Regions from separate parts of the Homo sapiens genome. Here region 2 is linked to region 1. The links are chromatin contacts, found by Hi-C or POLR2A ChIA-PET in ENCODE. All regions are on one chromosome and are shown on one strand. The core of a region is the stretch at or near the end of the contact, and the rest is flanking DNA. Distances in the headings are between cores, read along the strand shown. Region 1 has its middle 22 kb from the start of BTG2. Region 2 overlaps PIK3C2B (phosphatidylinositol-4-phosphate 3-kinase catalytic subunit type 2 beta).

Region 1 (5,943 bases), core at 1,145-3,644:
TCTTCTTCCTCTTGTAGAAGGGGGAAGGGAGATGGCCCTTTTATCCCAGGGTGGAAGAGGCAGGGACAACAGCACCCCCAATGTCCTATCCAGGGTCTACCCCAGAGTAGCAGCTGCAGCTACAATGGCTGTATTGGCATTTGTGAACAGTGGCAGTGGCAGGTGCAGGCAGGAAAGCATCAGGAACAGGTACTGTGTGACTGCAGGTGAAGGGCAGCATCAAGGGTGAGAAGGAGAGAAGGCCGCAATGAATGCACTATCATCCCAAGCCCAGGACTCAAGGCATCAGGCCATGGCTCATGAACACTGAAGGCAGCAGCAAGGATGGTTTGTAACACTGCCAAGGACAGAAAGGGAGAGGTAAGGGGCCAGCACTTGTGCTGGTTGGGGTGAGGCACATCCGCTGATCGGCTCCACTGTCACATCACCAGATGATCCTTTTATTGCAGGACAGAACTGGATAGGTTGAGGAACCATTGTTATAAACCACAGTAGGGCCACACATCAATGTTTCATGTGTTAGCTGAGCAACATGGTTAGATTGTAAATTCTTTAAAGGTAGGGATCATATCATATGATTCCTGCTAATACTCCCCAAGAGTTAACACAGAGCTGCATTCCTAAGTTTTTAATGACACTTGTGGAATCATATTCTTTGGGGCCCAATAAAAAGAGTGGCATGAAATGGATTTAATAGCCCATTACACACCCACCCCTACCACACACACACCTTTTTTTTTTTTTTTTTTTTTTTTTTTGAGTTGGAGTCTCGCTCTGTCACCCAGGCTGGAGTGCAGTGGCGCGATCTTGGCTGACTGCAAGATCCGCCTCCTGGGTTCACGCCATTCTCCTGCCTCAGCCTCCCGAGTAGCTGGGACTACAGGCGCACGCTGCCACGCCCAGCCAATTTTTTGTATTTTTAGTAGAAACGGGGTTTCACCGTGTTAGCCAGGATGGTCTCGATCTCCTGACCTCGTGATCTGCCCGCCTCGGCCCCCAAAGTGCTGGGATTACGGGCGTGAGCCACCGTGCCCGGCGCCACACCTTTTTTTTAACCCAGAAAATATAAAGTGCTTTCACTTCTATGACATTTCTTTCCCTGACACATCTATGCGGTAAGGATACAGGTATGATACAGCCTACTTTACAAGACAGGGTAACTGGGACCTAGCACGTTTAATTGACTTGTCTCCCTAAAGGCACAGACTCAAGACTGAACCCCAGAACCCCAGTCTTACTGGCTCCCCATTGAACTGTATCCCATCTTTGTGTGTTCCTTACCCTCTTCCCTGACCTCGCCGTCAGGCGTCACTGAAATGCCCCAGACGCATCACTGCTTTTGTTCTTAACAATGTGAAACATCAACCAAGCCCAGCAGGTGATAGGACTGGACAGCCGCCAGGGGTCTGTGAGCACTGAACAACCAGTCTCCACGTCCACTGAAGATAATGTATGATGTATCAGCATGTGGTATGTTTGGGGCAGGCAAGAGAATGCAGAAGGGGTGAGTCTCCAGGTGACACGAAAAGACTTCAGGAAAGGGATTTGGGGAAAACAAACAAGCCCATCTAAGTGTCAATGTGCATATATGGAGAGAACATTTATGGAATGTTCTACCTAACAAAAGGAGAAAGTTAAATCCTATTAAAAAGGGAGTTGTAAGTCCTTGCTTGCTGCTGTTCTAAAAATTTTTGAGAGGTGGAAATGTGAAGAAAAGACCTTGAAGAAAAGAGAAATCTAGTCTTGCCAAGATAATTCTCCCTTAGTAAAAATCTAGGAGCCAAACGCAGGACCCATCCCAGGGCCTTGAAACCATACCAAGTTTTATTCTGAGTCTTAAATTACTTTACTCATAGGACTTTAAATGTCCTTAGGATCTAGTGCTATCCCCAGCACCTAAACCAAGAATTGTGAGCTGAGGTAAAATGTGAGAAAGAAATGCTCATTCCTTTGTTATTAATACCTAAAATAATATCACCATTTATTAGGCAATTATGTGCCAGGCATTTTGTCACAATAATGAGAGGAGATAGTGCCATTATTATCATTAGTATTTTTCATAGGAGAAAATTGAGGCTCAGAGAGGTTAAGTAACTGCTCAAAGTAACACAGCCAGAAAGTGGCAGAGGCTAGAGTCGAATCGTGGTCACCTGTCTCTTCAGTCTAAATCTCAATGCTACTGTGCCGAATTCTTTGAGTTTGTGGGTGTGTGTGTGCTTCTGTGTCCTGGGGCGGGGGAACAACGTCACTCGAGATACATTAAACGACGTTTACAATGTACGTGCTGGGGAACTGTATGCTGTCTTAGAGGCTGAGGCTGGCGCCCGTGGCCACAGTACAATGGAGGGGGTGGTTAATCTGGTTTTAGAGGATGGCGGATTGGCGATGGCAGACAGAGCTCAAGTAACTGCGCCCATAGGAGGGCGCAAGCACGCAGAGGCACGAGAAGAAAAGGAAGAGGGCCTGAGCCCGAACTTGGGGAAATCAATGCCCAAAGCCTGAGGGACTCTGGAGGGAGGACGGGAAAGGGCCAGAGGTTCACCCCCGAACCTCCAGTTGCTCAAGAAGCGCCGGGCGGGGCCCTGCAGTCGCTCAAGCTGCGAGGAGGACCTGAGAAGCGGGGACGCCTTCGAGGTTTTAGGGACCTGAGCTCCGGCGGCAGGTGGCGAAAAGGCCCAAGCCCAACGGCCGCCCCGCCTCGCCCCTTCCCCGCCTCCCCCTTCTCTGAAAGGCCCCATTCTCCACAGCCGCCGGGGGAGCAACTCCGTTGGGAAGCCACCTAGCGCCCGGCCCCACCTTTCTTTTTTTCTTTTTTTTTTTTTCTTAATAGTTCTCGGCCAAACGCCGCGGCGTCAGGGCGGGCTTGGATTGGCCCGCGCCGCCCCCGAGCCAGCCAATCAGCGGCTTGTTGCCAAGGTGGGGCTTCCCCAGAGCGGGCGGAGGCTGCGGCGCGGCTGCTGTTTCCCAGCAAAGAAAGCAGACTTGTGAGGGCGTCTGGTGGCACTTTCAGGTCCCAGTCAGCTGCTCGTGGGGATTGAGGGACGTGGGTGGGTGGCTGGGGGGTGAGCGGCCGAGGGCCCATATCCGGGACGGAGGGAGGGTCACCTGCCTGCCTTTGCACGCCCAGCCGGCGCTGTCTCCCTCCTCCCCGAAGCTTCCTTGCTGGACAGGTCTGACTCCAGGCAGCCCGTGTGGGATCGCCTTGGCCGCAACGGTCCCGGGTGGAAAGGCATCACCGTTGTCCCCTTACCCTCACCACCAAGCATATTGAGGAAGAGGGACTTGCAAACGTGAGAAGGTGCAAAAATCATCCACCTAACTTCTGAGGCAGAACAGACTATGAACTGAAGACAGTGCTGTATTGCAGTGTGTGCCCCAAAAGGGACCAGCTGACCTTGCAGGCCCGGAGGTGCTAATGAGAGAATGAAAAGGGCCCCGGGAAGCAGGAGACGTAAATCGCACACCTTCTCCCCATGTAACAATAATGCCCAAACCGCCACAAAGCAAGGGTCTGGACGATAGGGTCTCACTTTTCCAACCATAGCTCAGTTACACAAGGGAGAAAGGGCAGAGGCAGATCTACCCCTCACACATTTTCTACCCCTCACACATTTTCCTTTGGCCTCATACTCAATTCCCCAGTCCTGTTTATCTCAGTTTCCATTGTGTAACCTAGATGAATGCCTCCTGTTCTAGTAATGGCCATAATAATATTTAATCACATTTATTGTGTACTTTCTAAGAGCTGGGTACCCTTCTGAGCACCTCACAAAAATCAATCCTCCCAACAATACCGACTAGGAACTACTTTTATCTTATTTTAAGGATGAAAAAACAGGCAGTGAGAAGTTAGGTAACTTGCCTGTTGTCACAGAGCTAGCTGTACCTAGGTAGTCTGTTTCCACCTGGGAAACCCATCTGACTTTGCTCTAGAAGACGGGGACTTTCCTGCTATATTGCCAAAGGAAAAGGCTAGAATGGTTGCCTTTTGAAACACCACATGCCCCCCAAGAGCAGGACTTCAGTTAAGGTCCTTAGGACTCCCAAGACTTCTCCAGACTCCCAAGAGATTCCCCGTGTGGCTTCACCATATAAAATGAAAACAGATAAAATGCTGAATTTTATAGGTGAATTTCACCACTATGCAAAAAAAAAAAAATGGAGCCAAGAAAATCCTCCCATCAGTACAGTCCTGATCCCCTGGCCCAGCCTGGAGCATGCCTCAGAGCCGGAGAAAAGTGAAGTATTCATCCCCCAAACGTCACAGCTTTGTTGTATATTTTCAAAATGGATCTCGCTTAGGGCAGACACCAACTTTGAAGATGGGGAATGGTGGGAAGGGGTACAGGAAGAAGAGGCTGAGAACCTGCCCCCAGCTGGTGTTGGGAAAGGCTATTTTCAGGGCGCTGCTTGGGTCGGGAGGGCAGTCCGCGGTTTCACTTCCCATTCCGCCATGTTCTTACTCTCTGAGCCCTGCCTCTGGTGTAGTCTCCCCTACCTCCCCCACCCCCATCCTCCACCATCCCCGCTGCACCCTGCACCCGTTTCCCAGCTCCTGGGGCACACCATCTGCCTGTCCTCCCCCTTCCCAAGGGACTTAGCTCATCCAATTGAGACCTTTAAATAATTAAATGCCCCAAAGCCTCCCCACACTGATCCCCAGCCCCTGGCTGGGGTGTTTATTCAAAGACCAGAAGCTGGACTGGAGGGCTGCCAACCCCACCGCCTCTATTCAGTTCCTTTCTTTTCCTGCTCAGCTGCTGGGCGGTGGCTATTGGGTCTTTTCTCCGGCTTTGGCCCCTCGCCTGCCAGGCCCAGTGCACCGAAAAAACAAACAAAAAGAGCTGTAAGGAGGAAGCAGGACTTTGGATGTCAGCTCTTCCAGGCTAGGGGTGGGGAGGGAGGAGGACACCAGATCCACCTTACACTGGGAAAGGGACAGGGATGAGGGTGGAGAGAGAGAACCCAGAGGTTTGGCCTGCTCCTCATCCCAGTGCAGGAGCCAGAGCATCTCCCTCCGACTCTGGGGAGCTGTGTGACCAAAGGAGGCGGGGAGAGGTTGTGAAGTGGGAAGGGGGTGTCAATCACTTGAGTGGTTTGGGGTTTGGGCAGCATCCTCATGCAAATTAACCTGGTGAGTCACTGAAAGTTTGGTCCAGACACAAAGAAGCTGCTTCTCTCACCCACGGCCTCCCTCCACTACAGCAGCCCCCCTCCCCAGCCAACCAAACAAAAGGCCCAAGCCCAGCGGTGCATGAAGGAGTGAATGGGCGAGACCTTCCCTGGTGACATCCCACCAGACAGATGGCAACAGTTGCCCCACACCAGTTGCAAGCCTCCTTTTCATCCTTCTCCCAAGTCATAAAGGAGAAAGACCCCAGTCCCTCTACAGCCCATCGGCTCCTCAGGGCCAACCCGAAGGCAGAATGGGGGCTAGAGGGTGGGCTGCCAGGGAGCGGGAGGTGAGAGGGGAACTGACACTGCATGTTTGGCTGGAAAACAAAAGTTTGTTGAAAGCACGGGTACTGAGGCCAGCCTGCCCATCTGTCCTCCTTTGGGGAAGCTCTGCCCCCACGCTCCTCCTGGGCTTCTGACCAGCTCTGCGCAGAGCCAGGGCCCCTGGGAAGGAAGACTTCAGTTTGGGGCAGCAGCACTAAGCTGCAGTACTTTGGGACTTTGTACTTTGAGGCTTTCATCAGGCAAACATCCCTTGACCCGCATCGTTTTGCCTCTTCAGAAATGGGTTTAAATGGAAAATCCAAGGCCTCTGGGACAGGTGGGGAATAGTGGGATCTGGGTGCTCTGCAGTTAAATGATAAAGTTTGAGTTGTTCCAGAATGGGATTCTGTTAAAATCATTCCCACATTCCCGCAAACATTAAGAAGCTAGGAGTGGGCCAGGAGTCAGAAAACTCAGCTTCCAGTCTCAGCTCACTGTCTGCGT
Region 2 (5,943 bases), core at 1,872-4,371, 1.1 Mb before region 1:
CTTTTACTTGGCCAAACTTTTTTGACTTTTGCTTTTTTGAAGCAACTGACAATAATTATTAACACTGTTTCCTAAAAGAAAGGACATTTTAATGCTAAGTAGCAATACGTAAAAATAAGGATTATGTTTAACATTGTATAACTGTCATTTTATGAAAAGCTCATGACATGCTTCTGCTTTTTTCTCATTTTACCGCAGATGGGTGAACTTTGTCACAGCTATTAGAGACTGACTAGCATTTGGGGACCACTGTCTTAGGCCATCCCATTCTAGCCAATGCCATGGCAACAAGGTAGGGCTTGTGGAGGCCTCATGACTTTCCCTTCTGACCCCTTCCCTTCCCAGAGAAGGTCGTGGAAGCCCTGACCGCTGCCATCTTGGACCTGGTGGAGCTGTACTGCAACACATTCAACGCAGACTTCCAGACGGCAGTGCCCGGGAGCCGCAAGCATGACCTGGTCCAGGAGGCCTGCCATTTCGCCAGGTCCCTGGCCTTCACTGTCTATGCCACCCACCGCATCCCCATCATCTGGGCTACCAGGTGAGCCCAGGGCTGAGTAGCCGCTAGGGAGCAAGCTGAGTTTGACCTCCACCAGGGCTTTTTCCTATCTGCATGTAATACCACTGTCCTAAGTCTTAGGATGTGTGGCATTGTGTGACATTGTGGTGCAATGGGGCTGCGGGGGTGAGCCAAGTGCCTGAGGAGGACTTGGGCTGGGGACATCCTAGAGGAGAGAGGAGGTCCCTTAGGAGATGAAGAAGATCCTGTTATTCCCTCTTGGTGCTGGCTGCCTCTGCATCCCTGCCCCCTCCAGATCCAAGACCAGTGGAAGGAGACATGGCAACAGATGGCCGATTCCCAGATAGAGTGCACGCTCCCTGGCCAGTGGGAGGGGGTGGGGAGGTGGGATTGACCCTTTGTCTGGGGTTCTCTAGGCCTGCAGGGGTGGGTGGAGGAGGATGTTCTTTTGGTAAAATCCTCAGCGCCTCTGTTGGGTCCCCAGCATCCAAGGCCTGAGGGAATAGGCACTGGGCCCTACCCCGCCCCTGCCGGTCCCCTTTCCCCAACCCCCTTCCCCTTCTCTCTTTGTTCCTTACTTAATGTATTCCTCTGGGCGATTGGCAGAGAACAAAGGAGGCAGCCTGGGAAACCGGGGCCTTCTCTGACCTCTTCTGTCAGGCACCTGTCATGAGCCACAGGGACCCCCGTGTGTTGGCATTCATGTCGGCATATGTCGTCTTCCTCCCCCACCCTTCTCACTTGCGCATGCACGTGCACGCGCACACACGCACGCACACACAGACGCTCCATGGGCTGGAGCTTTCTATAAAGAGGCTGGGTGGCCAGTTCCCATTAAAGGAAGAAAAACAACAAGGCTCAGAATGGAGCCTAAAACCGAGCAGAGGAATCTAGATTGAGTTGCTTTGGCCTGAGCACATTTCCTTACATCCAGTTTGGCTGTCCTATCCGGAGATCCTGTGTTACAGCCCTCAGAGACTGAGAGTTTTACCAGGGGAAATGGATTTTGGCCTTAGAGGGACGCATAGGTTTGGGTGATTGGTTTTGGGAGCTGGGTGTCCTGACCTGCTCCCTTTCTTTTATAGCTATGAAGATTTCTACCTCTCCTGCTCCCTCAGCCATGGCGGCAAGGAGCTGTGCAGCCCCCTGCAGACCCGAAGAGCTCACTTCTCCAAGTACCTCTTCCACCTCATCGTCTGGGACCAGCAGTAAGCCCTTCCCCCAGGCTTCAGTGCCCAGGCCACTGTAGACCTGCTCAGCCTCTGAAATATCCCTGGGGCCAGATAACTAGTCCAGGACTAATGATAAAACCAGGCTCCTTGTTAACCCTAACTGGACAAGTCATTCAACCTCTTGAGTCTCCACTTCCCTGACTCTTTTTTTTTTTTTTTTTTTGAGAGGCAGCCTCGCTTTGTTGCCCAAGCTGGAGTGCAGTGGTGCGATCTCGGCTCACTGCAAGCTCTGCCTCCTGGGTTCACGCCATTCTTCTGTCTCAGCCTCCCGAGTAGCTGGGACTACAGGCGCCCGCCACCACGCCCAGCTAATTTTTTGTATTTTTAGCAGAGATGGGGTTTCCATGTGTTAGCTAGGATAGTCTCGATCTCCTGACCTCGTGATCTGCCCGCCTCGGCCTCCCAGAGTGCTGGGATTACAGGCGTGAGCCACCACGCCTGGCCTCCACTTCCCTGACTCTTAAAGGAGCCAAGTATAATTACCACTTCTCAAGTTGTCATGAGGATCCAATGAGAAGTATCTATAAAGGCTCTTTGTAAACCATAAAAAACATATAAATTTTAGTTGTTGACCAGGCGCGGTGGCTTACGCTTGTAATCCCAGCGCTTTGGGAGGCCGAGGCGGGCGGATCACCTGAGGCAGGGAGTTCAAGACCAGCCTGACCAACATGGAGAAACCTCGTCTCTACTAAAAAAAATACAAAATAGCCGGGCATGGTGGCGCATGCCTGTAATCCCAGCTACTAGGGAGGCTGAGGCAGGAGAATCGCTTGAACCCGGGAGGTGGAGGTTGTAGTGAGCTGAGATCGTGCCATTGCACTCCAGCCTGGGCAACAAGAGCGAAATTCTGTCTCAAAAAAAAAAAAATTAAATGTTAGTTGTTAATTTTAATAATACTTTATTTTTTGATCTTGTCTCCCTTAAAGAGTTTAACTAGTTGGAGGGCTTCTCATCCTCTCCCTTCTTCCCTCAGTTCCTGTAGACTATGGAGAGGAGACTGTGCTTTTCCCTTTATATATAGAGAAGGGAGGGTTGTCTAGAGAAAGAATATTGAGCTTGGATTCCCAGGAGTGAGCCTCTATTTCTAGCTCTGTCTCGAATACTACTTTCTCTCTATTCTTTCTGTGCCTCATTTTTTCAAACTGAGAAATGGGGACATTGGTTTCACTCAGAGGCAGTTATGGCGTCGAGATGAGATAGGTGGGTTATAAATATAAATATGAAACCAAAAGCACAAGGTAATATTAATCACCACATGTAAACAATAATTTGGTGTCGGGAAGGTAGGCGTCAGCCAAGCAAAGCAGGAAGGAAACGGAGGAGAGGGTGCCTTGCTTGAATGGGGGCACCGCAGGGGTTTTCCTGCCCTGTGCTTCATCTGTGCTATGCTCTACCTTCCTTCCAGTCAGTCAGAAAATCCCCTGTTTGCTGCCCCCGGCTTTGCTTCCCCACACTGACTATATTAGAGTCCTCATTTGCAGAGCAGCACTGCAAGCTAAGTATTTGTAGCACAGATTAAAGAGACTGAGGAGGGTCCTGGGGAGGCCGAGGATGCAAAATAGGTAGATGAAGAATCTGGAGATGCTGGAAGAGGTGGGTCCTTTTACAGATGGACAACTGGGAAAATGGACCCTTTCTCATGCCCTTCACACTTAGGTAATTCTTAGAGCAATAAAGGTGTATATGGCTGGGCACGATGGCTCACACCTGTAGTCTCACCGTACTTTGGGAGGACAAGGCGGGATAATCACTTGAGATCAGGAATTTGAGACCAGCCTGGGCAACACAAAGAGGCCTTATCTCTACTAAAAAATTATTTTAAATGAGCTGAGTGTGGTGGCGTGCATCTGTAGTCCTAGCTACTTAAGAGGCTGAGGTGGGAGAGTCACTTGAGCCTGGGAGGTCGAGGCTGCAGTGAGCCATGATCACACCACTGCACTATAGCCTGGGCAACAGAGTGAGACCCTATCTTAAAAAAAAAAAAAAAAAAAAAGGACATGGGGTGTGCATTAAAGGTCCTCAAGCAAACAACTGCCAGGACAGGAGAAACTCCTTGCAGGCAGAGGATAGCTGCATTAAATGGCCCTTGAGTTCCACCATTCCCTTGGGATTTTTTGGTCACAATTACTGCTGCTGTCAAGAGAAGGGGTGCCAGCCTGGGCAACAAGGGAGACCCAATCTCTACAAAAAATACAAAAAATTAGCCAAGTGTGGTGGCATACACCTGTGGTTCCAGCTACTTAGGAGGCTGAGGTGGGAGAATCACTTGAGCCTGGGAGGTCAAGGCTGCAGTGAGTATCCAGCCTCGGCAACAGAGCGAGACCCTGTCTCAAAAAAAAAAAAAAAAAAAAAAAAAGGGTGCTGCACAGTGTTCTGGCCCAGGAGGAACTTTAAAAAATTGGCCTTAAACCCTTTACTCATACAGTATCAGAGGTAGAGAGGCAGCCCAGCCTGCCCCATGAGTTTCATTTTGTTCCCTGAGATCCCCACCTTGAATTTTAAAGGGGCAGTCCCCTGCCTAGCGCCTTGTGAAGGGCACTATCTTGCACTGTCCATCCAGAAGCCCCGAATGAGACTTCTTGGCCCTTCATGGTCAAGACCAGGACATTTGGGGGAAGGCGTGCCAGCGTTCAGAGGACAGTCTTTGGGCCAGTCATTCTCTCCTTCCTACTGTAGTTGCAGCCTGGGGCAGGTCTTTCAACCTAGAATGGTAGCGATAATAGGGCCTACCCTACAGGATTGTTTGAGGAGCAGTTAGGACACTGTAAATAAAGTACTTGGCACAGGCTTCTTAGCTGGGGAGCCCTCTTGGTTTTGGTTTCTCTGTTCCAAGTGACTGACAGACTGGCTGATACATGGGGATACGTGCGCATGAAAATACTATCTGTATAAGCCAGTGCCAGTGCAGTAACCACAGCATCACATAGCAAAAAGTACACAGTCTGCACACACATCATGCAAGTGAAGCTATGTTCCCCTTTTCCCTGATGAGAAACTGAGGCACAGAGATGGGAATTAAGTTGCCCAGGATTGTGAGTGGCAGAACCGGGACTGGAGCCAACCAGCACATTCCAGGAATCCTTCCTGGAGGAGGCAGCCTGTGTGATATGAGGTTGTTGAATGGGCTGCAGGAAGGAGAGGGGCTTCTCAGGGAGGAAGGTAAGGGCTGCAGCCAACATAATGGTTATCCTGACCAGCCCTGGGTGAAGATCTGTGGGAGAGGTTGTGGAATACCAGATATACCCAAGGACTGAAGGGAAGAGGGCCTTGGCTGGCTCTGGTTTCACTCATAAAGTCTTCTCACTCCCCTTTTCCTTAAGACACGAAGCTGGAAGCTTCTTCCTTGGGTGAAAAGAAAGGGCTCAGGACCAGCTCCCTCTCCCCTTTGCTATGGGGTCAGCTGATTCTCTGCCCCACTGTAGCGGTCCAGGGATCAGCTAACTCTCAAAATAGGCTCAGCAGCCGTGCTTTGTCACCTCCAGCCAAGCCCTGGCCTGGCATGTCTGCTGGCTGCTGGAGGGGCCCTAATTATAGCTGTGGGCCCCCAGGGTAGAGGCAGCTGGGACAGAGCAGGGCTCTGCCAGTCTGTGGTGGGCTGGAGGGAGTGCCTCACTTAGGTGGAGATTCCTCTGGAGGACAGCGGTGGAGGCAGGCTGCTTTATCATGAAACTGCCAACCTTGGGGGTGGCCGCCCTGCCTCTGCGCCCTCTGGCATAGAAGTTGCTGGGCCCTGGGCTGGCCAGGAGGGTGTGACAGTATGGACTTTGGCCCAGGGACAGCTTCCCCGAAAGGTAACGTGGGTCCTCCCTGCCTTTCCACAGCTCCCCTCCCCTGTGTACTTCACCCCACCCAGCAGTTCCTTATCCTGAGCTTAGAGGGAGTGGCTAGGTGTGATTCAGACTGAGGGACCTGGAGAGAACTTATGGGCTTGAATAGTGGTGGGGCTTATGTGTCTCAGTTCTCTTGGCCCTGCCATTGGCTTTCTCACCACTGGGGTACTTGGAGAAACCCCTCCTCTTTGTCCCTTTGGCTTTGAAGCTGTTTGGGGGTGGGGGTGAGAAAAACCCAGTGTGTGTCCCTGGGGCTAGGTGAAGGGGACTCCTATGAGGACAAGTGAGAGGGCTGTGGGGGAGGGTGAACCGAGGGCAGAGAACATGGTGCTTCTTCCTGGTGGCTCTCAGCAGCAAGAAG

What was found. Hi-C counts contacts between places; a loop is a spot of excess contacts on that map. ChIA-PET counts read pairs that join two places held with the same protein, here RNA polymerase II (POLR2A). Pooled maps may share reads with other maps.
Region 2: a loop to region 1 is called in a pooled map, with 3 times the contacts of the local background. The contact joins two enhancer-like sites. A Hi-C loop is called at or near these places in 2 of 50 pooled maps. POLR2A ChIA-PET finds 5 or more read pairs at or near these places in 3 of 52 experiments (GM10248, MCF 10A and activated CD4-positive, alpha-beta T cell).

What each region holds. Positions count from the first base shown.
Region 1 is chr1:203,324,427-203,330,369 of GRCh38, reverse strand. No RefSeq gene overlaps it. Among named protein-coding and RNA genes, the nearest start is that of BTG2, 22 kb to the right of the region's middle. RefSeq lists enhancers at 1,048-1,684, 2,344-2,533, 2,734-2,833, 4,143-4,512, 5,070-5,943 and a silencer at 4,963-5,042. Within about 2 kb of position 2,394, at least 39 of the 41 ENCODE cell types and tissues checked have a DNase peak (open chromatin) inside an H3K27ac peak, as active enhancers do.
Region 2 is chr1:204,450,454-204,456,396 of GRCh38, reverse strand. PIK3C2B (phosphatidylinositol-4-phosphate 3-kinase catalytic subunit type 2 beta) reads left to right here. Exons shown (of 33, transcript NM_001377334.1): 11 at 346-541; 12 at 1,606-1,728. Among named protein-coding and RNA genes, the nearest start is that of PIK3C2B, 41 kb to the left of the region's middle. RefSeq lists enhancers at 590-1,567, 3,160-3,269. Within about 2 kb of position 3,121, at least 9 of the 41 ENCODE cell types and tissues checked have a DNase peak (open chromatin) inside an H3K27ac peak, as active enhancers do.